Linked DNA regions of Homo sapiens: all the other regions are linked to region 1. The links are chromatin loops, found by intact Hi-C in ENCODE. Cell type or tissue: heart left ventricle. All regions are shown on one strand.

Evidence for each region. Peaks named below come from ENCODE experiments on the same cell type or tissue, not always from the same donor. Only the 100,000 strongest peaks of a DNase experiment are listed, where the experiment ranks them.
Region 2: it touches region 1 in a loop (5-fold over the local background); 6 of 110 quality-filtered maps call a loop at or near these places.
Region 3: a loop joins it to region 1, with 4 times the contacts of the local background. A loop is called at or near these places in 52 of 110 quality-filtered maps.
Region 4: it touches region 1 in a loop (14-fold over the local background); 31 of 110 quality-filtered maps call a loop at or near these places.
Region 5: it touches region 1 in a loop (6-fold over the local background); 58 of 110 quality-filtered maps call a loop at or near these places.
Region 6: it touches region 1 in a loop (4-fold over the local background); 3 of 110 quality-filtered maps call a loop at or near these places.
Region 7: it touches region 1 in a loop (2.4-fold over the local background); 8 of 110 quality-filtered maps call a loop at or near these places.

The regions. Positions count from the first base shown.
Region 1 is chr4:57,162,107-57,166,106 of GRCh38, forward strand. The region is part of intron 1 of IGFBP7-AS1 (IGFBP7 antisense RNA 1); the gene reads left to right. Among named protein-coding and RNA genes, the nearest start is that of IGFBP7, 54 kb to the left of the region's middle. RefSeq lists a silencer at 1,520-1,569. In heart left ventricle, CTCF peaks have their summits at 1,679 (motif pointing right), 2,052 (motif pointing right) and 2,253; DNase peaks (open chromatin) are centred at 1,625 and 2,085; H3K4me3 peaks cover 934 bases; H3K27ac peaks cover 630 bases.
Region 2 is chr4:57,440,966-57,444,965 of GRCh38, forward strand. The region is part of intron 4 of LINC02380 (long intergenic non-protein coding RNA 2380); the gene reads left to right. Among named protein-coding and RNA genes, the nearest start is that of LINC02380, 17 kb to the left of the region's middle. In heart left ventricle, a CTCF peak has its summit at 1,976; a DNase peak (open chromatin) is centred at 1,966.
Region 3 is chr4:57,424,523-57,428,522 of GRCh38, forward strand. It overlaps LINC02380 (long intergenic non-protein coding RNA 2380), which reads left to right and starts at 1,350. Exons shown (of 6, transcript NR_125907.1): 1 at 1,350-1,496; 2 at 2,457-2,587; 3 at 2,783-2,905. RefSeq lists an enhancer at 2,281-2,575. In heart left ventricle, a CTCF peak has its summit at 2,478 (motif pointing right); a DNase peak (open chromatin) is centred at 2,449.
Region 4 is chr4:57,301,849-57,305,848 of GRCh38, forward strand. No RefSeq gene overlaps it. Among named protein-coding and RNA genes, the nearest start is that of LINC02380, 120 kb to the right of the region's middle. In heart left ventricle, a CTCF peak has its summit at 1,725 (motif pointing left); no DNase peak of the experiment used is centred here.
Region 5 is chr4:57,036,350-57,040,349 of GRCh38, forward strand. The region is part of intron 2 of IGFBP7 (insulin like growth factor binding protein 7); the gene reads right to left. Among named protein-coding and RNA genes, the nearest start is that of POLR2B, 59 kb to the left of the region's middle. In heart left ventricle, a CTCF peak has its summit at 1,832 (motif pointing right); a DNase peak (open chromatin) is centred at 1,832.
Region 6 is chr4:57,728,541-57,732,540 of GRCh38, forward strand. No RefSeq gene overlaps it. Among named protein-coding and RNA genes, the nearest start is that of LINC02380, 300 kb to the left of the region's middle. In heart left ventricle, no CTCF peak of the experiment used is centred here; a DNase peak (open chromatin) is centred at 1,699.
Region 7 is chr4:57,268,962-57,272,961 of GRCh38, forward strand. No RefSeq gene overlaps it. Among named protein-coding and RNA genes, the nearest start is that of LINC02380, 150 kb to the right of the region's middle. In heart left ventricle, no CTCF peak of the experiment used is centred here; a DNase peak (open chromatin) is centred at 1,630; H3K27me3 peaks cover 205 bases.

The sequences.
Region 1 (4,000 bases):
ACAAAGAACAACCTACATTAGACTCCTTTAGACTTGTTTGTTGGGCTTCTCAAAAGGAAACAGTGGAGCCCAGGAGTTTGAGATCAGCCTGAGCAGCATAGTGAGACCCCCATCTCAATTATATATAAAAAAAGGAACAGGGCACTGTGCAGTTCCCTTCTCAAAGGGAACAATCACATTGCTTATGTCAATGTATCTTCAGAGAACAAGTTTCAGCAACATTGTTGAAATTTGCCTGAGGTAACACTGTAAGTTGATAGTGAATTAGACCCTGAAATTTCAGATATTGACTATATTCAAAATTACAGTGTATTTTTAAAAAAATAACAGCTTTATTGAGTTATAATTTGTATACCATGTAATTTTTTCATTTAAAGTGTACATTTCAGTGGTTTTAATATATTCACAGAGATGTGCAACCTTCATCACAAGCAATTTTAGAACATTGTCATTACCTCACCTAGAAATGAAATATCTAGTGTAACAAACAGCTGTGTTTCAGCCAATCACAAGCAACTAATAGGATTCAGCCAATCTCAGCAGCCAACTCATCACACCATGTCCAAATAAGGCAGATGCCTACCTGTAGCCAATCAGGTGATTTCTCTGCTTTGCTTGCCTGTTCAGCCTTTAAAATCTCTCTGCCCACACTACTGGGCAGGGCTCTCTGAACCTCTTCTGGTTTGGAGTGCTGCCCAATTCATGAATGGTTCTTTGCTCAAATAAACTGTTAATTTGTCTAAAAGTTTTTTGCTAACAGCAATACTGGAAGAATTGTACTCACTGCAAAAATGTCTAGCATATGTTTTGTTTAGCTTCTAAAAATAAGATTGACATTTTATTTCAACTTATCAACAAATACAACTCCAAAACACAAATACCCTAATCATTTTCTAGTAGCTGTTCTCCAAGGACAGAGGTGAGCTTTTAATGAAACTGATTTAATTCTTCACAACATCCCTGGGGGTGGTATGGGAGAAGCCTTAAAAAAAGTCAGGTTTTATTGAAAACACTACCTGGAAAAATAGAATTGAGATACACTAATAGTCCTCTCAACACCAAAAAATCCTAGATGTGGGAGATCTTGCTTAGTCAACCCTAACTTGGAACAAGAGTTTGCATTTGATCACATCCAGTGATGACATATAATTTTATCCTTCTCCAAGCTCTTTTCAAGGATCATTGTATCTGATCCTCAAAACATTCCTGGAGGCCCACTTTACTGTGATATTACAGATGAGGAAACAACCCAAAGGAGCTGACATATTTAAGACCCAAAGTGACTTTGACCCAAAGCCTGCCACCCACACCATTCCAGACCCCAAAGACTAGTCTGCTTTTTATTTTCACACTTATTGGAGACTTTCTTTCATTTGCCCATGGTAGTGTTTCTCTTTCTAGAAGCTTCTTTATTGTTTTAAGATGAAAAAATTCATGACCAATTTCCAGAACCTCAAAACACAAAGCAACTGCTTATTTTCCTGAGCTGCTGCGTGAGTCAGTGATTCCCAGTGTTGCTGTGCCTGAAAACCCACCACTAATGTCAGCGCCTTGTGCTGTTGAGTTGCACGCGGCGCCCCTGCAGTCCAGGGCTGGGGCTAGCCCGGCGAGCGCGCGGCAGGCAGAGCATTCCCGGACGAGTCCGGTAGATGGTAGCATTGTGCAGCCGATGCGTCCTCTCCCAGCTTGCGTCTCATTTTTCCCTCTCCCCCTTTCCTGGGCTCAGCGGTGAGGCTCAGGTACCGGCGCCGCCCTGATGCCTACTATGCCGCGCCATCTCCAGATGGTCCGCACCTGGCGGGTCACGACGAGTCTCAATCCACAGCATGGGGCTGACTCGGACTCAGGAGTTTTTGTGGCTCCAGGCGTAACCGTTGCTTTGGATAAAATTGGTCCAGTTCACTTGACCAAGGAGAAGTGCAGAGGAGGATAAACGTCCCCATCCCAGTGGTGTCCTCTCCCGACTCCTTTCGTGTAGTGAGCTTTATTTTTAGAGACTCCCGCGCCTGCCAGCCGCTCATGCTCGGGTTCCCCAAGCGGAGGGGCTCCGCGTGCAGTGTGATGCCCACTGTCGCCGGCAGAGGGCACCGTCGTCACACACTGCGCAGGAGCCGGCGCGGGAAGGCGGCGGGGCTGTCCTTCCCGGTCAGCGTCCTACGCGTGACCTTGGGACCCGCAAATGTCTGCGCCGGAGGCATTGCCTCTTCCCGACTATGGGGGATACTGCACGGGGCTCCCGATGGCCTCTTCCACGCCTGGCCCTTCACTTCTTGAAGCTCACCCTTTTCTTATTTGATCTTTCTAGAACTGGCGCTCTCTCCCTTCAAATTCTGTCCCACCTTGGCTAGGTTCTGGTTCTGAGACTTCTGTCTCCCTGGCTGTTACTTTCCGTTTTTCAGGAATTTTCTTCCTTTGCCAATCCTTTAAACGTCCCTGATCCCAGGATTATTTGTTCTTCTAAGACTCACTCTGCGCACCCTCGCAAACCCACCGCCACCCTCTTCACTGCCTTGTCTTGACGACAACCACATTTTAATCTCCAGTCTAAGTTTATCTTTTGAGCTACAGACCCATTTCTTCATTTTGCCAGGCCAATAGGGACTGCTTGGAAATAATGCTTAGAAAGCAGCCAGTCTAAGAGCTGCTATTTCATTGAGGATGGTAGTCAAGGTTGTCTTCTGTCTAGAAATGCTTTGAATAACAAGTGCTTTGCTTTCAGCCAGCTGGTGTTTCTCTCTGAAGCCTTCTTCAAGGTAAAAAAAAAAAAAAAGAAAGTTTTTAGTGCTTACCTAGAGATGCAGTCACCAAACTTAACCTTCCCCCCCATTCCCCTCTTCTGCTGAGGAAACCATGCCAGGCCACAGGACCAAAACCTCCTTTGCTAGCTCCCTCTGTTTAGACCTGGACAGGATACCTACCTTAAGGCGACAAAAATGCGTGGGAATGGGCCAATCAGAGTCTTTTGAGATTTTGGGACTGGAATGTTGAAAAGAATGGTCTGGTGAAAATATGGAGAGCTCTGTAGCTTCTCTGTAGCGAAGAATCTGTAGACAAAGGGGTGTGTAAAAGATGAGTTGCCTGAGGGAGCAGGCTGAGGTAGGAGGAGGACAGAGCAGACAGAGGTAGTGGAGAGGGCCAGAGTGCCCCAGAAAGCTCTGTTTCGTTCCTCAAGAAACTCAACAGTCTCTTAATTTTGGAAGGTTTTTCTTTTTAAACTTTTTAAATTATTATTATTATTTTTTTTTTTTAGAGACAGCCTTGCTATGTTGTCCAGGCTGGTCTCGAACTCCTGACTTCAAGTGATCCTTCCACCTCGGCCTCCCAAAGCACTGGGATTGCAGGTGTGAACCACTGTGCTTGGCCTATGAAGGTTTTTCTATATTCTGTCCATAGCCCCTTCATCTTGAGCCAGTGCAGAACTGTAGCTAATTCATGAAGAAGCAGAGGACATGAAAAGGAAGGAAAGGGAAGACGGGCTGCTGACAGAATCAGCAAGGTTTAGCAGGCAGCTCCACTGGGCTGGCAGAGTTGGGAGGTTAGTGGCTGTTGTGGTGGTCGGGGAAGCAGAGAGGTTAAATTCCACATTCCCATGAACTTACCACTCCCCTTCCTGAAAATCCCCACATCCCACCTATTGCTGGATCTTAGCAGGTTGGTCAGCCATGACTCCAAAAGTCAAATGCATTTGCAAGTGTCACTAGACTTGTGGAGTGGGATAATACCAAAAGACAAACCCTGTCAAGTATTTATGGAATGCTTATTTTATAAGCATTTAAGGAAAGGGCTGAGGTGAGAAATAAAACTGAGTAAGATAAGATGCCTACCTTCAAGGAGATCCTCAGGGAACACAGGCACTTGAACATAGCACGGGCACTAACATAGAATTAAGTTCAAAATGCCACATGAATACATACAGGAGAAGGGAAAATTAACTCCGCCTTTGATGAGGGTGGGAAGGAGCCAGGGAGAACTTCAAAAGGGGAGGTGACTTTTGAGCTGG
Region 2 (4,000 bases), 280 kb after region 1:
TGCCTCCAGAGCTGGATGGGACCGTTCCTGTGGTCCTCCTGCAGCCGGCTGGTGCAGGGAAGCAAGAGAGGTCTGAGGCCGAGCTGGGCCCCAGGGGCAAGCTGCCGTCGAACATTTCCTGCTGCCATCCACCTTTCTAAGGGCAGGAGAATGTTGGTTTTACAGAGCTGGCAGATCTGACTCATAAAAATCACTTAACCCGGTATTTTAATTGCCCAGAATCCAGGTTGCTGCCTCAATTTTTTTTTTTTTGAGATGGGGTTTTGCTCTTGTTGCCCAGGCTGGAGTGCAATGGGCGATCTTGTCCCACTACAACCTCTGCCTCCCGGGTTCAAGCAATTCTTCTGCCTCCTGAGTAGCTGGGATTACGGGTGCCCACCACCACACCCGGCTAAAATTCGTATTTTTAGTCGAGACAGGGTTTTGCCATGTTGGCCAGGCTGGTCTAGAACTCCTGACCTCAGGTGATCAACCTGCTTCGGCTCCCAAAGTGCTGGGATTACAGGCATAAGCCACCATGCCCAGCCACTGCCTCAATTTTTTCGTAAAGGAGAAGTAGTCTGGAGCTGTGATTCTCCTTCCTGGCAACTCCTCAGAGCAAAAGCCAAGAAAAGAGCCTTAGGGTTGACTGAACCATATTATGGGCTGGCAGATTAAAATAAGAAAACTTGGCTTTTTAAAAATACGTATTTCACGCACGTTAGAGATGTGTGAGGGAGAGGAGGGCATTGTGTGGGGCCCAGGTAAGGAAATAGACTTCAAAATGACAACTCCTAAATCAGCCTTCAGTAGCTCATGAGCTTATTCACCGATAGTGGCTTATTGCACTTATGGATTTTCCTCCTCACCAATTAGAAATGTCCCAAAGATTCAGCTGGCTTGTCACTGACTGCAGCTCATTGTAGGGGCTCTTTGTTCTATGTTTAATTGCTGATTGCTTTTAGTACTGAATTTCAGATGGAGTAGGTGTGTGTGTCTGTGTGTGTGTACAAAGCTTTCATGTGAGAGCTTTATTTCTAGGGAATTTTGTGATTAAGCCTTGAACTATAAGATTTTAAACCCTTTTAGTAGAGGATCTTTCTTAAAAAATAAAAACTTGTCTTCTGCTAACAATCACGTTTCTGTTATCTGTTAAGTAAGAAAATGCAAAAAGATTCCATGACTTCAGTATGTCGAATTAAAGAAGAATCATACCAGCAATTAGAAGTGTGAGGCAGGACTGTAGACCCTTTTGCCCTAACTCCAAGGACCCTCAATTGGGGTGAGCCCACAGGTTGTAGAAAACGGATGGGCTGGCGTGACGTTCTTATTTTATTTTATTCTTTTCTTTGCTCCATTTATTTCTTTTGGAGCACTTATACTGCTGGCTGAGAGTACAAAATGAAGGTCATGGATCATAACATGTCTTGGCTGGAAGGAATCTCAGGCATCCTTCAGCCAGGCACCTGATTTTACGGATGAAGAAACTGAGTCCAACAGCAGGCGAGTACCTTGCCCAATTTCAGGCAGCAAATCTTGTGATGGAGCCAGGAGTGTTCCTGTTCCTACGCCTCTCAACTGCCACTTTCATATTTTTTCTTCTTTAGCTGTGTGGAGAATGGCTGCTTGTCTCCCTCATCCAAAAACGCATTGGATTCAGCTAACAGTTTGTATCAGTCTAATGCACCTATTCACAGATTCTTGTAGTATTAGAAATCTTGTTTCTCAAGTTCAGTTTATTTAAAGTCATATTTCAAAGACTTTGCTTATGTGAGCAGGCAGCTTAAACAAGACTCTCTCCTGGTTTGTTGCTTCTTTCCTAATGCACTGGTGCCTGGGAGAATATTGCTCAAGGACAAGACCTTAGGCAGCGTCCACCTGAAAGCAGATGTGGCTTTTCATTCCTGATCTTTCATCCAAGGTCTGTCTCCAGAGTGCAACTTGCTGCCTTCTGAAGCAGCAGTTGTCATCCCCAGAGCACCCTGACGAGGGCAGCCTTTACTTTCTTGTGTTTTACTGTTGCTGGAAAAAGCTCTGGTCTTTACCTGGAATGGAATGGGCTTGTTTGTCACCTAAGTGCAAATGTCATTTTAGCACTTCGCTGGTCACAACACCCTTTCTGGCCTTTATAGAAAATGACATATTCCTGTGTTCTTTGTCTCTAACACATGCTTCAGAAAGGCACGGTCTGTTATTATGCTTTAAAAGGTTGGAGAGAAAATGCAGAGACCTGTAGGCCAAATACCAGGGAGCACAGAGAACACAAATCAGGCGATTGTGTCACCTGGGCCTCCTGGAAAGTAGAGAAAAGAAAGGGTTGGCTCTGTGTCCTGTTGCTGTTAACAAGCTTTCCACTGTCATTTCTCTTTCTGGGGTCAGAAGGATATTAAAACAAGATTGGGCACTCCCGCAGCCACTGGCTTCCTTGCTTCCATCTCTCTCACTTCCCTTTCCCCCCTGCCCCCAGCCTCTCTTCCCCCTGCCCTCTTGTCAGCCTGGGTTGTGTGGCCCTAGCACTTAGGTCTCTTTATCAGCCCCTTGAGCTGTTCTTGGCATGGGTGCAGCAGCAGAGAGGTACTGTTGAAAGAGCGCCGAAATTGCTGGCAATAGCAGGTGCCAGGGAGGCATCGATCCGGCAGCATGTGACAACTTAGGAACGGAAGGTTAGAGCAATTTTGTGGCCTGTTACAGCGTTGCCTTCTCACAAGGCAAAACCTATGACAAGTGGCTCCATCCTACTTGGGTCTCTGAGACACTGAAACTTGCTTTTAATTACAATAATTACTGCTCCCCGCCAGGCCTGGCCCACGGTGGCCAGAAATACAGGGACATTCTTCACTAGCTGGTTTTCCCTCTTGGCATTTCCCCTTATTCTCATCCTACAGGACTTCCATCCAACATCACACTTGGATAATACTGTTACTAAATAAACACCGACACAGCACATCCCAAGCCAAGCATGCCCTACATGCTGTACTCATGTTACCTTATTCAATTCTCACCTCTCAACACTCCTTTGAGGGAGGTAATATTATAAGCCTTGTATTTTAAGATCAAGAAACTGAGACTCAGAGAGGTTAAACAATTTGCTCCAGGTCATGTAACTAGTGATTAGCAGAGCTGGGCTGAGCTTGGAACGCAGGAAGTCTGGCTCTCCTCCCTGTCTCTAAGCACCATGTTCTGTTATCCCCACAGTCAGCAGTGAGCTCCCTTTCTATAAGCAGAGAGGAAAGTTTACCTTAAGAAAGTATAAGAATGTTGTGCTGCATTAGTTTCTCCAAGATGTTCTGTCTTGAGAGGGAAAATGGATTAAATACAACAGATGGCAGTAACCATTGGCGTTATTAACCTCCCCTTCCAGCAGGACCACCCTGATTTGCTAGCTGTGTGCCATTGACTTGTGTGCCATCTGTCACCATGCACATTGTGCTGTTGGTTCCTCATCAAAAACAAAACTGCCCATCCTCATCTTCCTGTGGGGACTGCTGAAATGCTTCCAAGAACAAGGGACTTATCTTTAAATCAATTTATTAAACAAATACTGATAGTGTGTCTACTACATGCCAGCACTAGGCTTGGTTCTGGGGATATGGATATTCATAAGACATGGTTTTGCCATCTGGCATCACATGGTTTGGAGCAGGAGACAGATAAGTAAGGAGTAAGGTGACCAGGAGTTTGTCTCTTTGCACCCCAAGGCTGGGTTCAAGGAGATGGATGCAAAGTTCTTGCAAGTTGGATGTGACCCAGAATCTTAGTAAATAGAACTGTAAGTTCTGGACTGAAGAAATTGCCATCTATGCCAAGGAAGCTGGCCTGAGATATACTACACTATACCTCATTATAAACTTCCAACAGCAAAGAGAGGAAGTTGTGACCCATATATGAACTGGCTGGACGAAGCTTTAATTTCAAAAGCATTTTTCACTGCTCGTTTATCAATACCACCAGCAAACATCTCCAGGGAACAAGACTGCTATGCTCAAGTTTCATCAGGTTAACCTTGTAAATACATATCGGT
Region 3 (4,000 bases), 260 kb after region 1:
AAAAATGGCAGTATGATCCTCTAGAAATGCAGCAATTGGAATGAAAAAGGAGCATGGGCTGGCGTAACCCGGGAGAGAAAATGACTTGTAATGGCATAGCAACCTACTTCTCTTCCTGCAAATGGCTGGGGAAAAAGTGTGCTTCCTGGCAGATAGGCTACAATCTACTGTTATTTATCTGGCTATTTCCAGCAAGTTCTCTTCTTATCCTAGATAGCTTATCTCTTCAAAGGAGTCTGTCCAAGGTGAACTCACCATGGGCCAAGAGGTCCTGCCTCTGGGACTGCACATCTGATTAACATGTTGGGGCTTAGGGGTGGGAAGGGCACAGTTTACTTAGATATATCTTGCTAGGTTTAAATTTTCTTTCTGGATACAAATATTTTTTACTGTTATTAAAAAAACCCCATGACTTCAATTTCACAATTTTTGTAGTTATTTCATGTATTTTAATAGGGCAATTGGGTTTCTGATAATTATAGTCTATTTTTCCTTTGGAAGTTGTCATGGGAGGGGTTGATGCCCCACACCCTCTTGTCCTTTGCAACCAGGTCTACTTGCACACTTTTATGCAGGCTGCAGCAGCCTTGTGCATGAGTTGATCCCTCTGGTGCCCGACTTGCCAGCCCTCTCCCATACAGAGAGAGGAAAAAGTCTGAAGACACACATATTTCCCAAATTCAATATCTTGAGTAGCTGAATCATGCCCAGCTCAGATGAATCAGGGTATTTAAGGTGAGCTGCACTTTTTCTTGTCTCTTTTGTATCTGCAGTTGTGGAAAATGCCTGTTAGTTGATGAATGGTCAAACAGATGTAAGAAGAATAACTGGTTCCTAGCAAAATCAGATTAAACTGCCTCAAAAGTAACCAAGCTAAAATGACAACATGTCACCCTGGAAAAGAAGGAAAATAATGGCTTTCAAAGGAATGAGAAAGCACTTTTCAAGAAAATTAGAGTTAATAAGATATCTGAAGATGGAAAACATGCCATCATCCTTCCAAATGTTAGTTGTTGATGACTGTTCCATCTAGTGGGAGATGTCACTTGGCATAGAGAAAAATGCACTGGGCTGTTGATAACCATGGTCTTACCTGTACCATTGACTGTTGGTGAGGTGTTGGGTACATGTTCCAAGTTCACTGAACCTCCGTTTACTCATCTGTAAAATAAGCACTTTTACTCACACAGTCTCAGAGCACTGAACACTGTGCCTGAAAGGGAGGACACTCAGTGTGTGGTAGAGAAGATGATGATGGTGATGTTGAGGGTGACCACAATGATGATGACAATGTGATGATGACATAATGAGCCATCACATTAGTAAGGGTTTTCTAGAGAAACAGCCAATAGAATGTCCTAAGATATGCAGTTGGCAAGCTGGAGACCCAAGAAGAGCCAATATTTCAGTTTGAGTCTGAAGGCAGGAAAAGACTGATGTCCCATCTCAAAGCAGTCAGGCAGAGGGAGTTCCCTCTTGTTCTCACTCAAGGAAGGGTGAGTCGTTGTGTTCTACTCAGTCTTTTGACCTATTGGATGAGGTCTGCCACATTTAGGAATGCAATCTGCTTCACTCAGTCTCTCAATTCAAATACTAATTTCATCGAGAAACACCCTTATAGACACACTTAGAATTATGTTTGACCAAGTATCTGAGAATTTTGTGGCCCAGTAAGTCAACACATAAAATTAACTACCACAATTATGATCATCAAGGGATCTTGCCCTTTACTTCCAAATTCGGTGATTCTAATAAGGGTGCTTTTTTTTGTAAAGCAGTCTTCAAAAACTTGCTTTTTGTAAAGGTTCTGACTTATAGGAAGCTCAGAGTTTTGCATTCTTTTGCTTGGGGAAGCAATTTGAAAAAGGAATCTTACACTTTCAGAACATGCTTTTCAAAATCCTGTTTTCTGACCTCTTGCTTAATGACACCCAATCTCACGGTGCTACATTGTATATATCAGAGAAGCAGCCTAGCCTAGTGCCTAAGAGCTTAAGAACATTGTTAAATTCTTGCTTTGCCACGTACCAACTTGTGTAACTTTGGGCAAGTTACTGAACCTCTCTGTTTCAGTTTCCTCACCTGTAAAACGGGATGGAAATAGTGCCTATCTTATAGGATTGTTGTGAGGATGACATATGTTAATGCATGTAAAGTACATAGACTAGCACCTACCTGGCACAGGGTACACACCCATTAACTATCAGATATTATATATACAACTGAAAAATTAAAGATTTACAGTGGTACCACATTTCAATCCTGTTCATTTATAATCTGTTGTGAAACTTACCAGATAATATCTTTAATTGATGGTATTTTGTAGTTGTCACTCAGCTTCGGGATTTGTTCTCGAGTCTTCCTTGAAAAGCATTTGTGTGTGTGTGTGTGTGTGTGTGTGTGTGTGTGTAAAAGCCTCTGCTAATGAACGTTGATGCAGTGCATCTGCCCACCAGATGGCGCAGTGCTCCCGCTGTTCCGAGGCTCAGCTACCCTGAGGGAGGCAGGGAATTTTGATCAGCTTCTGAAGAATCACCTCATCTCTCCCCGCAGAGAGCACAGAGCACAGGACTTCACGTTATGTCAAGTACATGTCGCTAGTTCTTGTTTGTGACTTTGTAAGAACTCGTAGGCTATAGCATTATATTTTGCAAGAAATTTGTATTATAGAAAAATGATTCATAAATTAAATAAATTAAAATGGTCATATATATGTATGTATGTATATACACACACAGATATCAACATGTGCACAGGTCTAACATAGTTTTTCTGTCTGCAGCATCTCTTGCAAAAGCCCAGCTCCTAGAGAGCAGGAGCCTTCCCAGACTGTGTCAAATTACCTCGGGGATGGAGAGACTTACATGGCATTAATAGAAATCAAATGGCAGAGCTCGGGTTTCTGGTAAGAGCGGGTCCTGGCTCCTTCCTTACATGAAGACCTGTCCAACACTGCTTGCTATCTCCTCCTGTGCCATCTGAAATCTGTGCCTCAAACCGACCAGCAGCCTTCTAAATCTCTTTATTCTAAATTTGGCGCAAACTTCTTTCATCTGTGACTTTTGGAGTCTTCTGCTGCATCACCCCATGATCCAACTTGGAGTTGGGCTCTGTTTCATTGACTTACCAGCTCTCATCATAAAGAACCTTTTTTAGCCCCCAAAGAGTCTGAACAACAGACCTCCTCCACATGGAAATGGTGAATTGATCACACTGAAAACTATTTTGAAGTCAAGCAAGGCCAGCTTATGTCACTCTCCTGCAGCAGAGAATGACTTTCACTTGCTCACTTTCACACTTGCAACCTTCCATTTTCCACAAACTGTCACTGTGGTCTGTTAGAAATATAAATTATGTCATTTCACTCTTCTCCCTAAAACTCTTCATAGATTGCACATTCTTTATTCCTAACATCTTTTATACACTCATTTCAGAGTACTAATGGCATTTGTAACACTATTACTTGCTTATTTATTTTATAACTTCTCACCTAGAGTGTAGGCTCTAAGAGTGGGAACTTTGTTGCTCTTGTTCTCCAAAGTATCCCTTTGAGCTAATGCAAAGTTAAATATAGGAGACACTCAATAAATAATTATGGAACCACACTGTTCTTTCAGCTGCCTGCCACTTTTCATGACTTAGAGCCCCTAAAGTCCATATCCAAAGAAAATTACAAAGTGACGATAATGAAAAACAAAGAACAATGATCATTTATTGAGCACATACTATACACCAGGCATTTCATGCACAATAACTCTATTTCTTGGATTTCCAAGTGTGCTATTATCAGTTCAGTTTTATAAATAAGAAAGTTAAGGTGAAGTAATTGATCAGAAGGTACATGGAGCTGGGATAAAACCCACATCTCTTTGGTCTCAGAGTCGATACTTTTTCTTTTATTCTAGGCTCTGTCTTTATCACACTCTCCTTACATTTTCCCCTGACTCTGAAGACGTTATTAATGTTTATAGCATGGAATATAGTGACATTAGATAAATGT
Region 4 (4,000 bases), 140 kb after region 1:
ATGTGTCTTGGAGTTGCTCTTCTCGAGGAGTATCTTTGTGGCATTCTCTGTATTTCCTGAATTTGAATGTTGGCCTGCCTTGCTAGATTGGGGAAGTTCTCCTGGATAATATCCTGCAGAGTGTTTTCCAACTTGGTTCCATTCTCCCTGTCACTTTCAGGCACACCAATCAGACGTAGATTTGATCTTTTCACATAGTCCCATATTTCCCATATTTCTTGGAGGCTTTGTTCATTTCTTTTTTACTGTTTTTTCTCTAAACTTCTCTTCTCGCTTCATTTCATTCATTTGCTCTTCAACCACTGATACCCTTTCTTCCAGTTGATTGAATTGGCTACTGAAGCTTGTGCATTCATCACGTAGTTCTCATGCCATGGTTTTCAGCTCCATCAGGTCATTTAAAGACTTCTCTACACTGGTTATTCTAGTTAGCCATTCATCTAATCTTTTTTCAAGGTTTTTAGCTACTTTGTGATGGGTTCATACTTCCTCCTTTGACTTGGAGGAGTTTGATTGTCTGAGGCATTCTTCTCTCAACTCGTCAAAGTCATTCTCCATCCAGCTTTGTTGCATTGCTGGTGAGGAGCTGTGTTCCTTTGGAGGGGGAAAGGCACTCTGATTTTTAGAATTTTTAGCTTTTCTGCTCTGTTTTTTCCCCATATTTGTGGTTTTATCTACCTTTAGTTTTTGATGATGGTCACGTACAGATGGGGTTTTGGTGTGGATGTCCTTTTTGTTTGTTAGTTTTCCTTCTAACAGTCAGGAACCTCAGCTGCAGGTCTGTAGGAATTTGCTGGAGGTCCACTCCAGGCCCTGTTTGCCTGGGTATCAGCAATGGAGGCTGCAGAACAGCGAATATTGCTGAACAGAAAATGTTGCTGCTTGATCGTTCCTCTGGAAGTTTCATCTCAGAGGGGTACCTGGCCGTGTGAGGTGTCAGTCTGCCCCTACTTGGGGGTGCCTCCCAGTTAGGCTACTTGGGGTTCAGGAATCCACTTGAGGAGGCAGTCTGTCCATTCTCAGATCTCAAACTCTGTGCTGGGAGAACCACACTCTCTTCAAAGCTGTCAGACAGGGACATTTAAGTCTGCAGAGGTTTCTGCTGCCTTGTGTTTGGCTATGCCCTGCCTCCAGAGGTGGAGTCTACATACAGAGGCAGGCAGGCCTCCTTGAGCTGCGGTGGGCTCCGTCAATTTGGAGCTTCCCAGCTGCTTTGTTTACCTACTCATGCCTCAGCAATGGCGGGTGCCCCTCTGCCAGCCTCGCTGCCACCTTGCATTTCGATCTCAGACTGCTGTACTAGCAATGAGCGAGGCTCTGTGGGCGTGGGAACCTCCAAGCCAGACGTGAGATATAATCTCCTGGTGTGTCGTTTGCTAAGACCACTGGAATGTGCAGTATTAGGGTGGGAGTGACCCAATTTTCCAGGTGCCGTCTGTTGCAGCTTTGCTTGGCTAGGAAAGGGAATTCCCTGACCCCCTGTGCTTCTGGGGTGAGGCAATGCCTCACCCTGCTTCTGCTCATGCTCGGTGTGCTTCACCCACTGTCCTGTACCCACTGTCCAACAAGCCCCAGTGAGATGAACCCGGTATCTCAGTTGGAAATGCAGAAATCACCCATCTTCTGCGTTGCTCATGCTGGGAGCTGTAGATTGGAGCTGTTCCTATTCAGCCATCTTGGAACTGCTGCCCCCATGTGGGTTTCTTAAAGCACAAACACAGTGACTGGGCTACAAGAGGAAATGTTCCAAGAGGAGACAGGAGATGAGCAGAGGTGCCAAGGAGAGGTGCAGATCTCTCAGTCTTGAAAGATACGTAGCTCCCTTCTGCCACATTGTAGCAATTAGAGTGATGCACAGGGCCAGTCCAGATCCAGTGTGGTTGTACCAAGATGTACAAGGAGGTTTGGTCACTGGGACTGTCTCTGGAGATTAGCTACCACAGCATCTAATCAGAAATGAGAAAGGGGTGGAGAGAGGCTGGTCATCACATACAAAGTTCCACTTAGGAGAATTGAGTTCTGGCATTCTATTGCACAGTAGAGTGTCTATAGTCAACAATAAAATATAGTATATGTCAAAAGAACTAGAAGGTAGCATTTTGAATATTCTCATCACAAAGAAATGATAAACATTTGAGGTATGTATATATGTATCAAAACATCACACTATACCCATAAATACATACAATTAATATGTATTGATTAAAGAGAAAAAAAACTTGAAAGCAAAAAAGGAATTTCATCAAAGTGTTCTAGAGAAAGCTCGGTCTTATTCTTTCTCTGTGACTATCTTCTTTGGTTGTTATGGTGACTTCAACTGGAATCAAGGATATATATTCAGGGCTATCTCTCTCTCTCTCTTCTTTTTTCTTGAGACAGAGTTTCACTCTTGTCACCCAGGCTGGAGTGCAATGGTGCAATCTTGGCTCACTGCAACCTCTGCTTCCTGGGTTCAAGCAATTCTCCTGCCTCGGCCTCCCAAGTAGCTGGGATCACAGGCACCTGCCACCATGCCCGGCTAATTTTTGTATTGTTTTTAGTAGAGACGGGGTTTCACCATGTTGGCCTTGAACTCCTGACCTCAGGTGATCTGCCTGCTTTGGCCTCCCAAAGTGCTGGGATTACAGGCACCTGCCACCATGCCCAGCTCTCTCTCTTATTTTAAATTGACTTTTATTTTAGATTTAAGGAGTACATATACAACTTTGTTACTTAGGTACACTGTGTGATGCTGAGGTTTGGAGTATGGTTTATTCTGTCACCCAGGTAGTAAGCATGATACCCAATAGAGAGGTTTCTCAACTTTTGCTCCCCTCTCTCCCTTCCCTCTCTAGTAGTCCCCAGTGCCTATTGTTGCCATCTTTATGTCCGTGTGTACCCAAAGTTTAGCTCCCACTTATAATCGAGAACATGTGGTATTTGGTTTTCTGTTCCTGAGTTAATTCGCTTAGAATAATGTCCTCCAGCTGCATCCATGTTGCCATAAAGGACATGATTTTTAAAAAAAAAATTTTTATGGTTATGTAGTATTTCATGGTATATATGTACTGCATTAAAAAAAATCCAATCCACACTGATGGTCATCTAGGTTAATTCCATGTCTTTGCTGTGTCTTTTCTATGATTATGAATAGTGCTTCCATGAACCTATGAGTGCATGTGTCTTTTTGATAGACCGGCTTACTTTCTTTTGGATGTGTACCTAGTAATGAGATTGCTCGGTTGAATGGTAGTTCTAAGTTCTTAGAGAAATCTCTAAACTGCTTTCCACAGTGACTGAATTAATTTACATTCCCACTGACATAAGCATTCTCAGGGCTATTAAACAGGAATAGATTTGAGGTAAAAGTTGTTACAAGATAAAGCAATGTTACCTCTCTTTTGAATTTTCTTATGTATTAAGTAGAGCTGACAGGTGACAATCTGCACTCTTTTTGTCTAGGAAAGTTTTTCCAGGTATTTCTCATTTCTCCTTGCTGCTATAGTGGTTGAATGCAGGCTCTGAAATCAAGTTTCTTGGCTTTGAATTTCAGCTCCTTCAATAACAAGTTATGTGAATCTTGGCAAGAAATTGGTAGTCACAAGCCCCAGTTTCCTCATCTTTATAATGGGGATATTCATTCTACTGTATAGACTGTGAGAATTGAGATAATGCATATAAAGTGCTTATCATAGTGCCTGACATGCAGTAAGGTTCCGGGAATTGTAGCTACTTTTATGCAATAAATAATGAGTGCATGGGAGAACCTAATACCAAGGAGTTGAGCATAAAGGCATATTATGGGGAGAGGTCACAACCAGATAGGAGGAGATCCCCTAAGCCAAACATCTTTGAAGTAAGAGCAAATATTGCTGTACCAAATAGATCTCCTATTCTTTGCTTTCTTTCTTTTTCTTTCTTTTTTTTTTTTTTTGAGATGAAGTCTTGCTCTCTCACCCAGGCTAGAGTACAGTGGTGCGATCTCGGCTCCCTGCAACCTCTGCCTCCCAGGTTCAAGCAA
Region 5 (4,000 bases), 130 kb before region 1:
TAATTTCTGCTTATTACTATTACCTTAGAGGTCACTATTTTTGATTAAAAAATATTCTTAGAGGTCAAGGAAGCCCTAATCTGAAGAAATATTCAGGCAAGAAAAGAATTAAACAGAGAGCCTCTCCGTCTCAGAAACAAATATTGGGAAGGTGTTTTGCTTTCGCTGTGAGCATCATCTTTGATTTAAAAGGGTTAAGTCAAATATGGCTATTTCAGTTCACGTTCCCATTTCAAAATATTGCCCTTCGAATCTTTCTAGGCTAGGAGTTTGCTGAAAGGTATGGGGCTTGTTAAAGCCAGCTTTCCTTACTACCAGTAAGGAAAGTAAAGACCACTCGCCAGGCTGTGCCAACCGTAAGAATTGCCACCGTAGTCTCAAGTGTCATGGAGAAAAGGCTTGTACCATTAATTCTGCTGTTGCTAAGAATCCTTGAGCAAGAAGGACATGCTGTCTTTATTTGAGCCTCAGTTTCTCTTGTTTTACAAGTGAGGATTCTAATAATCTATCCAAAAAGGTGTTCTACTCTTAAATTGGATTTGAAACACACATGATAGTAAATATGTTTGTATTCTTAACAGTCTGGTTACAAGGACAGCGATGAGAAAACAAATACCCTGTTTAATTATTTAGGTCAGTGACTTCCCAAGTTTCCTTAGTTTTGACATGGACCAAACTATCGTATATCTGGAATATACAAAAGTTTTAGGAAATGACACCTTCATAAGTGGTAAGTGTGATGCCTTAACATAGGTTCTGTTCTATTTTTTATTTTTTATAAGAACATGGTGGTTGTGATCGCTACATTAGTTCCAGGAGTCACTGATGGGTCATGGTCTGCAGTGTAAGAAACATTGCTTTGGGTCATGCATGTGGCAAATTACATTATGAAGGTAGAGGAAAACCGGCAGAGCATCACAGTTGGGTTTTGCTTGTTCTGGAAAGTCTGCAGAAAAAATTGTTTCTCTCCTACTTCCTCTTCACTTCTTTACTTCAGCACCCATCTCGTTGACTGACATAGTGGGTTTTTTGGTTTTTTTTTTCAGAGACAGGATCTTGCTCTGTTGCCCAGGCTGGAGTGCAGTGGTGCCATCATAGCTCACTGCAGCCCCACCTTTTGAGCTCAAGCGATCCTCCCACCTCAGCCTCCCGAGTGGCTAGGGACTACAGGTGCGAGCCACCACACCAGCCTCAACTGCCTTGGTGTTTCTGACTAGCCCTGAGGACAAGCACTCAGGGAGGCCTTGTCTATTGGGATCTGCCCTGTACAGTCCTAAAAGGGAAAAGATTCCCGAGGCAGACGTATTCCTCTGGTATGTGAATACTGTAGCTGGGATTGGGTAGAGCAAGGACTGAAGAAATTATTCTTTGCCAAGATTTGCCAATAAGGTCACATGCCCCAGGACGCTTGGGTGACCCTCGCTTCTCATTGTGTAAGTATCCCTAGAAAACTGTAGAGAACTGCAACGGAGCTTTTCATGGGTATTCCTCGGAACATTATTTCTCCACCTCCCCACACCCTGAGCAAACCAGCAATCTCCAAATTAGCAGTGAGGAACGCCTGCAGTTCTTGCAGTAAGGATGGAGGGGAACCCATCCACGGACTGCATTTCTGCTCTTACTCTTGCTCCGCCTTCCTCTTAAAAACATAACTGATCGGGGTGAAATTTTATTGCTCCTTTAAGAGAAGCTTCACTGTAAAGGATGGTATAGTAGTGTTGCCTCTGCCATCACCCCCACCTCAGGCATTTTCTGGTACCTGTTCCCAGATTTTACACAAACCAGGCGGATTCACGCCGGTGCCAATGTCAGTGGCCGCATCCCTCCGGCCGCATGGGGGAGCCAGAGCTTAGCAGGTGACCCGACCTGGGCTTGAGCCCTTCGTGGGATTTTCACAATGCAGCAGGGAGAAGGGAAGCCCTTTCTTTCCTCTGGGGTCTTTAAGCTGTAATAAAAATGTGAGTGGAGTTGATATCTCCCACTGCATAGGAAGCTTTCTGAAGCAGAAGAAAATGAGACTAGTATATTGAGAGCAAAGAGTCAAGAGTTAGAGTTCTGATGGCGTGTGTACCTGGATGCAGGGGCCCTTGAGGCTGGATCCCGCCCCGCTTTTTGTTTTGCCTAGGCTGGTTTCAAATGGGCTGGTAGAACTTGCAACAGAAAGAGCTCCGACTGCGGGAGCCACAGTCCTCCTGGAGTTCTAGAAGTTGCTTCTCCGGTCACACAGAGAGCAAACAAAATAGTCAAGGGAGACTATCATCCACCTTAGAGCTTGCTGGAGAAGTAAGGCAGCTTAAAATGGATGTCTGGTTATGCCCTTTTACTTAAACTAAGTTCCTTTTTTGGTAGCATGAGTTTGATAATTTTTTAATTTTTATTTTTCGTAGGATAGTTGTGAGGCTCAGCAATTCAAAATGTATAAAAAGGACAAAAACGACCAGGCGCGGTGGCTCACACCTGTAATCCTAGCACTTTGGGAGGGCAAGGTGGGCGTATCACCTGAGGTCGGGAGTTCGAGACCAGCCTGACCAACATGGAGAAACCCTGTCTCTACTGAAAATACAAAGTTAGCCAGGCGTGGTGGCGGGTGCCTGTAATCCCAACTACTTGAGAGACTGAGGCAGAAGAATCACTTGAACCCGGGAGGCGAGGTTGCGGTGAGCCGAGATGGTGCCATTGCACTCCAGCCTGGGCAATAAGAGTGAAACTATGTCTCAAAAAAAAAAAAAAAAAAAAAAAGACAAAAACGTAAGTGTATGGTATAATTGTGAGGTGTTAGTTGATGGCAAATAAGTGTTTTCTTTTCCCTTCTCCATACATGCTGAGATGATGTTGTCCTTCAAATATGAAGATAATTATACAAGATAATGCCACTTGAAGGGAAAAATTTCCAGGAACAGTAGCTAATGTCTACTGAGTGCTAACTATGTATCAAGTAATTTTTACTTGCATTACTTTATTTCATCTTTATGATAATTACATGCTACTTTTATAAGGTAGAGAACAGAGTTGAGGCTAACAGCAGTGGTTTTCAGTCCAGGGCAATTCCCCAGCTCCACACCCTTAGGGGACATTTGGCAATGTCTGAAGATGCTTTTAATTCTCACGACAGGGGGGATGGGGGAATGCTACTGTTATATAGTGGGTAGAGGCTGGGGATACTGCTAAACATCTTCCAAAGCACAGGCAGCCCGCACAACAAATAATTATCTGGCCCCAAATGTCAATAGTGCTGAGGCTGAGAAACCCTGACTTGCAGAGAACTCAGCCACCCTGGCTAAGGAATTCACACTCTTTTTTTTTTTTTTTTTTTTGAGACAGGCTAGAGTGCAGTGGGGCAATCACAGCTCACTGCAGCCTCAATCTCCTGGCTCAAGGGGTTCTTCCACCTTAGTCTCCTGAGTAGCTGGGGCCACAGGCATGCCTCACCATGCCCAGCTAATTAAAAAAATTATTTGTAAGAAGGAAGTCTCACTGTGTTGGTCAGGCTGGTCTCAAACTCCAGGACTCAAGTGATCCTCCTGCCTCAGCCTCCCAAAGTGCTGGGATTACAGGCATGTGCTACTGCACCCAGCCTCACACTTTTTTTTTTCTTTTTTTCCATTTGGGAAGTCATTTCAAAGCTGATTTATTAAAAGAATATCATGCTTTTTCCACTTGGGGCTGGGGCCAGCATTTAGCAAAATTCAGAAAGGAGACATTTTTTTCTTTGCTATTCCTCCTCTTGTTCCTTTTTAATGCTCTGTTCTGGAGTGGTCTCCTCTGTCCCTAACTTATGGTTCTACAGCCTTGGTACTTAGGAGAATAGATCCCACCTCATTCCTTCTATCCTACTTCCAAGTGCCCTTAAAATGTACTCATCCATCTCCCAGCACTTAGGGAATCTGAAAAAATAATCCATGCTCCCAGGAGAAGGCTACAGGGCTTTGTGTCCTTTTACCTTCTTAGCCGAGCCTCCCAGTAAAATAATAATAATGCCTCCAAGCAGACAGGATCTAAA
Region 6 (4,000 bases), 570 kb after region 1:
CCAAAGACATACAGAAAAATAATTTGATTCATTCATTACTTTATGCTTTCATTCATTTATGCTTTCATTCTTTCAATGAATGTTAATGCTGCCCACAATGTGATCATCACACTGCTAGGCCCTGGAGATACAGTGGTGAGGAAGTTAGACAAAGCCCCTGCTATGTGAAGATGAAAGGTAAAGCATATGTAAACTCAGACTATAGAAAAAAAGAAATTAAAAAGACAGAGAGTGATAGTGTGTCCGGAATTGGTGGGTTCTTGGTCTCACTGACTTCAAGAATGAAGCCGCGGACCCTTGCGATGAGTGTTACAGTTCTTAAAGGTGGCGTGTCCGGAGTTTGTTCCTTCTGATGTTCGGATGTGTTCGGAGTTTCTTCCTTCTGGTGGGGTTCATGGTCTCGCTGGCTCAGGAGTGAAGCTGCGGACCTTTGTGGTGAGTGTTACAGCTCTTAAGGTGGCGGGTCTCGAGTTGTTCCTTCCTCCCAGTGGGTTCGTGGTCTCACTGGCTTCAGGAGTGAAGCTGCAGACCTTCGCAGTGAGTGTTACAGCTCATAAAGGCAGTGTGGACCCAAAGAGTGAGCAGCAGCAAGATTTATTGCAAAGAGTGAAAGAACAAAGCTTCCACAGTGTGGAAGGGAACCCGGATTGCCACTGCCGGCTCAGGCAGCCTGCTTTTATTCTTATCTGGCCCCACCCACATCTTGCTGATTGGTCCATTTTACAGAGAGCCCCCAGTGGTCTGTTTTGACAGGGCGCTGATTGGTGTGTTTACAATCCCAGAACTAGACACAAAGGTTCTCCACGTCCCCACTAGATTAGCTAGATACAGAATGTCGACTGGTGCATTCACAAACCCTGAGCTAGATACAGGGTGCTGATTGGTGCATTTACAATCCCTGAGCTAGACACAAAAGTTCTCCACATCCCCACTAGATTAACTAGATACAGAGTGTTGACACAAAGGTTCTCCAAGTCCCCACCAGAGTAGCTAGATCCAGAGTGTCGATTGGTGCATTCACAAACCCTGAGCTAGACACAGGGTGCTGATTGGTGTGTTTACAAACCTTGAGCTAGATACAGAGTGCTGATTAGTGTATTTACAATCCTTTAGCTAGACATAAAGGCTTTCCAAGTCCCCACCACAGTCAGGAACCCAGTTGGCTTCACCCAGTGGATCCCACACCTGGGCCGCAGGTGGAGCTGCCTGCCAGTCCTGCGACATCTGCAGGCACTCCTCAGCTCTTGGGTGATCGATGGGACTGGGCGCCGCGAAGCAGGGGCGGCGCTCGTCAGGGACGCTCGTGTGGCACAGGAGCCCATGGAGGAGGGGGAGGCTCAGGCACGGTGGGCTGCAGGTCCCGAGCCCTGCCCCATGGGGACGCAGCTAAGGCCCGGCGAGAAATTGAGTGCAGCACCGGTGGTCCAGCACTGCTGGGGGACCCAGCACACCCTCCGCAGCTGCTGGCCCGGGTGCTAAGCCCCTCATTGCCCGGGGCTGGTGGGGCTGGCAGGGCTGGCTAGCCGCTCCGAGTGCAGGCCCGCCAAGCCCACTCCCACCTGGAACTCCAGCTGGCCCGCAAGCCCCGTGTGCAGCCCCGGTTCCCGCTTGCGCCTCTCCCTCCACACCTCCCTGCAATCTGAGGGAGCCGGCTCTGGCCTTGGACAGCCCAGAAAGGGGCTCCCACAGTGCAGCGGTGGGCTGAAGGGCTCCTCAAGTGCAGCCAAAGTGGGAACCCAGGCAGATGAGGCGCCGAGAGTGAGCGAGGGCTGCAAGGGCTGCCAGCATGCTGTCACCTCTCAATAGGGTACATGCAACTATTTACTTAAGTGCAGCCAAAGTGGGAGCCCAGGCAGAGGAGGCACCAAGAGTGAGCGAGGGCTGCGAGGGCTGCCAGCATGCTGTGACCTCTCAATAGGATACATGCAACTATTTTACTTAGTTTGTCTTTTCTTTGAGGAGATGATTAATATTAAGATTTTTGGGTAAACATCACTAGACTTGATAATCCAATATCCCTTTGGCATGACTATTGATCTAACAAGATGTAGTGGAGACTGTCAGTGGTCAGCCAATATCCCCTTGGTTCCCTTTATCACTTTATGCATGCCAGCTTGATTTGAAATGGGCAAGATCTGTGTCTTTGGGCTGTTGGAACACACTTTGCCAGCTCATGCTATGGCTGAGCAACAGCTGGTCGTTAATGCCCACTCCAGGTAGACTTTAATTGATAATATGGGTGTGGTGGTATAATTACCCCATCCCTTGGGGTAATTATATGTTATTCAGAATAATTCTGAAGCATGCATTTTACACTATTTCCCAGGTGTAAAGCTTTAGTTGCCCACTGTGGCAGCTTCTTTCACAACATACTTCATACTTGAATTAAGCAACCAAGCAGACCCTAAGCAGCAGTATTATGGTAACTGCTAGGTTGGTTTGCTTCCATAGATTTGGATGGTAAGGAGAAAATAAACTCAAATGACTTTAGAAAGCTTATTACTTAGGCAGATAGCAAAAGCAAGATCAAACTGGTGTCCGCTCCCAATGTCCTGGTGGCATCACAGTACAATTGAGAACCAGTGCAGATCACATGAGCAGAGAGTCACTTACCATTGAGGAACCAACCGTAAATTCACACCAGACAGTTTTGCGGTTTGTAGCTGTACCCAAAAGGAAGACAGGGTAGAAAGTCCCATACATCACCAGAAACAGACAAGCTTCATAGCAGCCTTCTACAAGGTAGGTTTCTCCTGTAAGTTAGGGACACAGGTGAAAAGTGGTCATGTGATGGATTTGCACAAGCTGCTTATCTCCTCATGTTCTTGAGAGTGTTACAGAGTTGGATAGTGATGGAGCCTTCCTTTTTTTTAGACCGTGATACACACAAGACCACCACAGCACCAGATTACCACATTCCCCAGCAATTTATCAATATCCCTACTCCCCCATAACACCTCCTCCTCCCTCTTCTGGTATTTCTGCACCTCCCAAACAACCTCTTTGCACACAGTCTTTGTCTCAAGGACTGCTTTTAGGCAGTGCAGGGGACCCAACCAAGACATTACATCTACAATTATATCTAAGAAAGCTTGGCTGGACATGGTGGCTCACACCTGTAATCTCAGCACTTTGGGAAGCCGAGGCGGGTGGATCACTTGAGGTCAGGAGTTCGAGACCAGCCTAGCCAATATAGTGAAACCCCACCTCTACTAAAAATACAAGAATTAGCTTGGTGTGATGGCACACACCTGTAGTCTCAGCTACTCAGGAGACTGAGGTGGCAGAATTGCTTGAACCCTGGAAGCGGAGGTTGCAGTGAGCCAAGATCGCACCACTGCACTCCAGCCTGGGTGACAAAGACTCTGTCTCAAAACAAAACAAAACAAAGAAACAAACAAACAAATCAGAGAAAAGAAAGCTGACTTCGTGGAACTGTTAGAATGATTTTGTTATGTTGCAGTTCTGAGCCTAGGCACAGAATTTGCAAGATTTGCCTTGATTTCAGCTACAGAGTGTGCATGTGTTTTGAAAAGGAAAAACAACAACAAATCTATTCCATAATATATTTGTTTTGTGAAAGACAGAATCTCTTTTTGTAAAGAAGAAAATGACTTTTGAATGAAAAATTTTGATATCAGGGTTTAAATATGAATGATTCAGGAAGGTGGTATTACTTTAAGAAAAAATGAAGCAGATGTGTGCAGGTATAAGTGTAGACATTTATGGTATAAACATTTATGAAAAGATTGTGCACGCAAAGATGGAGTAGGGCGCTTGAAAATCTATGACATGAACAGATCCCTTTCTAGGCAGAAGATATATTTTTTTTTCTAGCATTGTCAATACCTGCTGTGCACAGGTGGTTTGGGCAGTTGGGGCTCTTGCACATAAATATTGTTATTCAGATTCAAATTTAAGCATACAGATTTCACATCTCCCAAGGGTCTCAGTATTTGAACCTACCTAGTTCTGACTTCAGGGACTCTACTCTTTGCAT
Region 7 (4,000 bases), 110 kb after region 1:
CTAAAACTAAAACATGTAACCAAATCAATGAATGCTCATTAATAAAATGGAAAGTACAAAACTTGAAGCATAGGTATCATTTCTAGCAGCTTACTTCTTTGCAAAATAAAAGATCGACTGTGTAAGGAGGTACTCATGTTAGTGCCCAGCATACAGTTTTAAATGTCAGATGCTCATAAAGTGGCCTTCAAAACTCATTTTGCCTATATACAGACTAATTTTGTCAGAGTGTGAATTTACTTTGCCTGCTGCTAACAGAAGAAATCTCAACTCTTTAATGTGGCCCACCTCGATCTACCCCCACTGGGGTGTCCAGGCTACTTCCGCAACATTGCCTGGGTGCCTCTCTGTTCACCTTCACCTAAGGATACTACTGGTATTATTTAGGGTAACACAAGCTCCTGTCACAAGTAGACCCCAATGCAGAATGATTCAAACACAGTAGAAGTTCATATATGTTTTACTCACTAAAGAATCCAACGTAGGTGCTCCTGGTAGGCAGGAGAGCTCTCCTCCATGAGGTCTAGTCGAGAGTCAAACTGATGAGAGCTCTGCGGTCTTCAGCACGCAGCATCCAGAGCTGCCCTGGTCATCTTTGTTCCAGCCAGTTAGAGGGTAAACTGGACAGAAAGCCCATGTGAGGGGTTTCTGGGCCAGCCCCGTCAGTCATCACTTCTAATCATATTCCATTAGCTAGAATTTTTAGAAGGGTGGCCATACTGAATTGCACAGGAGTTTTAGGAAAGATAATCTGGCCAAGTGTAGAAGAAGAGGAAATGGATAATTGTGAACAGCTAGTAGCTTTTGCTACACACTCTTTTATGACTCTGTCCTTTTGCTCATACAACTTCTTTAGTCTACTTAGTTTTCAAGATCTAGCTCAAAAGCAACCTCTTTGTCTAAGCCTCCTAGTTGCAATGACTTGTTCCTTCCTCTGTCTTCCATCTTGAACCTCTGTTATGGCCACTTTTGAATTCTACTTTGTGCTCTGTTAGTTTTTTATACATTGGCCTTACTCACTTAACTGTGAGCTCCTTTAGCACACCACCATATTGCGGTGGGGGAAAGCAGAGGTGTGGGGGTCACACAGGAATGGCTTTAAATCAGCTGTGCTACTTTTTAGCTGTGAGACCTTGATCAAGTCACTTTCTCTGTCTTCTCATTTTCCTCACCTAAAGAACGTGAGTAATACTGCATAGTGTGGTAGGAAGGGCTAACTGAGATAATACTTGAAACTTCCCGATGGGATTTCGTAAGAATAAATTCTCTGTAGATGTTAATGTTGCAGCCCTTTGCCTCTTCTATAGTGATTTTTCCCTTCATTGGCATTTAAAAAGATGCAGCTGAATTGAGCTCTGAGTCCTCTGCCTTCACAGCACTACAGTAGCAGAGGTTCAAGTCAAGAGCATGAACTACTAGTATATCCAGCATGGGCAATAGAGGCGAGGACAGAAGGAAGCCACTTGGAATAGCGTCAATATGTTAGCTATGTAGGCGTTCACTCAGCTCTGGAGGACTCATCGCCTGCTTAACGAATTGTGTTAACTCCAGCCAAGCTTGCAGCTGCCTCTGATGACCTTTGAGAATTGCTGTACACCAAGCAGCGGCTGCTTCATTGCAGATAAGGCCAGAGGCAGCAAGCAGAGCTCAAGCCAGGGCTGCCCCAGGTGACCCATTTAAGCCTCTGCCAAGAGCTACTGGGGCACTGGAGTGAGAAGAGAGGGGTTAGGGGAAACTAGATACCAAGAAAATGGCAGAAAATGCGTCACAGATGATTTTACCCAGTATTGTTTACTCTGATGCCTATCCCTGTTCAGGCGCTTTGGAAAGTACTATTTTAGCCTCAGGCATTTGCCTGGGTGAGGTGGAAAAAAGAAGACGAAAGGATGTAGACCTTTGCTGGCTTATTGTTGTTGCATCTTTAATTTTCCCCAAGTGAGATATTTCAGTATTATACTGGAATAGGTATCCATCCCGAGCTGAAGAGCCATGTGGAGCAGTGGTTAAGAGCAGGGCAGTGGAGCCAGGCCACCTGGTTTGACTAGCATCCTCACAACTTTTTCCCCCAGCTTTTCTGTGTAATTGACAAATAAAAATTGTATATATTCAAGGTGTACAAAGTGATGTTTTGATATATATGTACACTGCATACATATATAATACATACACTTATTTATGAATACATATACATACATTCATGCATACATCATGAAATGATGTATACAATCAAGCTAATTAACATCTCCATCACCTCACATAGTTAGTAGCTTTTTTTATGATGAGAATCCCTAAGATCTTCTCTTTTAGTAAATTTCAAGTGTACAGTGCATTATTATTAACTATAGTCACCATGCTGTACATTAGATATCCAGAACTTGTTCATTCTGTCTGACTGAATATTTGTACCCCTTTACAACATCTTCCCATTTCCTCCACTCCCAGCCCCTGGAAACTGCCATTATACTCTCAGTTTCTATAAGTTTAACATGTATATATTCCAAATGAATGAGATCATGCAGTATTTGTGTTTCTGTGTCTGGCTTATTTTACTTAGCATAATATTGTCCAGATTTATCCGTGTTGTTGCAAATGACAAGATTTCCTTCTTTGTAAAGGCTGAATAATATTCTAGTGTGTTTGTGTCTGTGTGTATACATACATATATATACCACATTTATATAGACACACCACATTTTCTTCATTCATTCATTCATTCATTCATTCATTCATTCATCTATAGGCATTTAGGTTCTTTCCATATCTTAGGTATTGTGAATAATGCTGCAATGAACAGGGGAGTGCAGAGATTTCTTTGACATACTGTTTCATTTCCTTTGGATATATACCCAAAAGTAGGATTGCTGGTTCACAAGGGAGTTCTAGCTTTAATTTTTTGAGGATCCTTCATACTGTTTTTCATAATGGCTGTACCAATTTACACTCCCACCAACAGTGTGCAAAGTTTCCCTTTTCTCCACATCCTCACCAACACTTGTTACCTCTTATGTTTTTGATCATAGCTTTTCTAACAGGTGTGAGGTGATGTCTCATGGTGGTTTGAATTTGCATTTCTCTGATGATGAGCGATGTTGAGCACCTTTTCATATACCTGTTAACTGTTTGTATGTCTTTGGAAAACTGTTTATTCAGGTTCTTTGTCCATTGTAAAATCAGAACATTTGTTTTTGCTTTTGCTTTTGCTATTGAGTTGTATGAGTTCCTTATACAGTTTAGATGTTAACCCCTTATTGCACATATAGTTCGCAAATATTTTCTCCTATTCCGCAGGTTGCAAACTTACAGCTTACATGTTGTATAACTTCGCATCACCAAATTGCTCTGTGCCTCAGCTTCCTCATGTGCAGAGTGGGCCTAATTAATTATCTGATGGAACTGTTTTAGGATTGCATGTGTTAATATATATAAAAGACTTAGATCAGGGCCAATGGTAATTGGGGTATAAATGTTTGTTAGGTAATATTTATATGTATACGAACCAAACAAAAAAACATTTCTCTCCTTTCCTCATCATTTTCCACAGCTAGTTTTATTACACTTCCTGAAGATTAAGAGCCTCCAAACACTTCAGTGGTTACAACAGTTGATTTGACTGTCCCCTAAAAATTCATGTGGAAATTTAGTGGCCAATTGACAGTATTGAGAAATGGTGCCTTTATGATTTGATTAAGTCATAAGGCCCCACCCTTATGAATGGATGAAGGTCATTATCCTGGGAGTGGGCTAATCACCTCAGGAGTGAGCCCCTGATAAAAAGGATGAGTTCAGCCTGATTTCCTGTCTTTCTATCCCACATGCTCACTTCTGCATTCCACCTTTCTTCCATGGGATTGCCCTTGCCAGATGCTGGCACCATGCTCTTGGACTTCTCAGCCCCTAGAAATGTGAGAAATAAATGGATTTTCTTTATAAATTAACCGATCTGTGGTATTCTGTTATAGCTGGACAGAAAGGACTAAGACAGGTTCAGACCTGTTTGGTG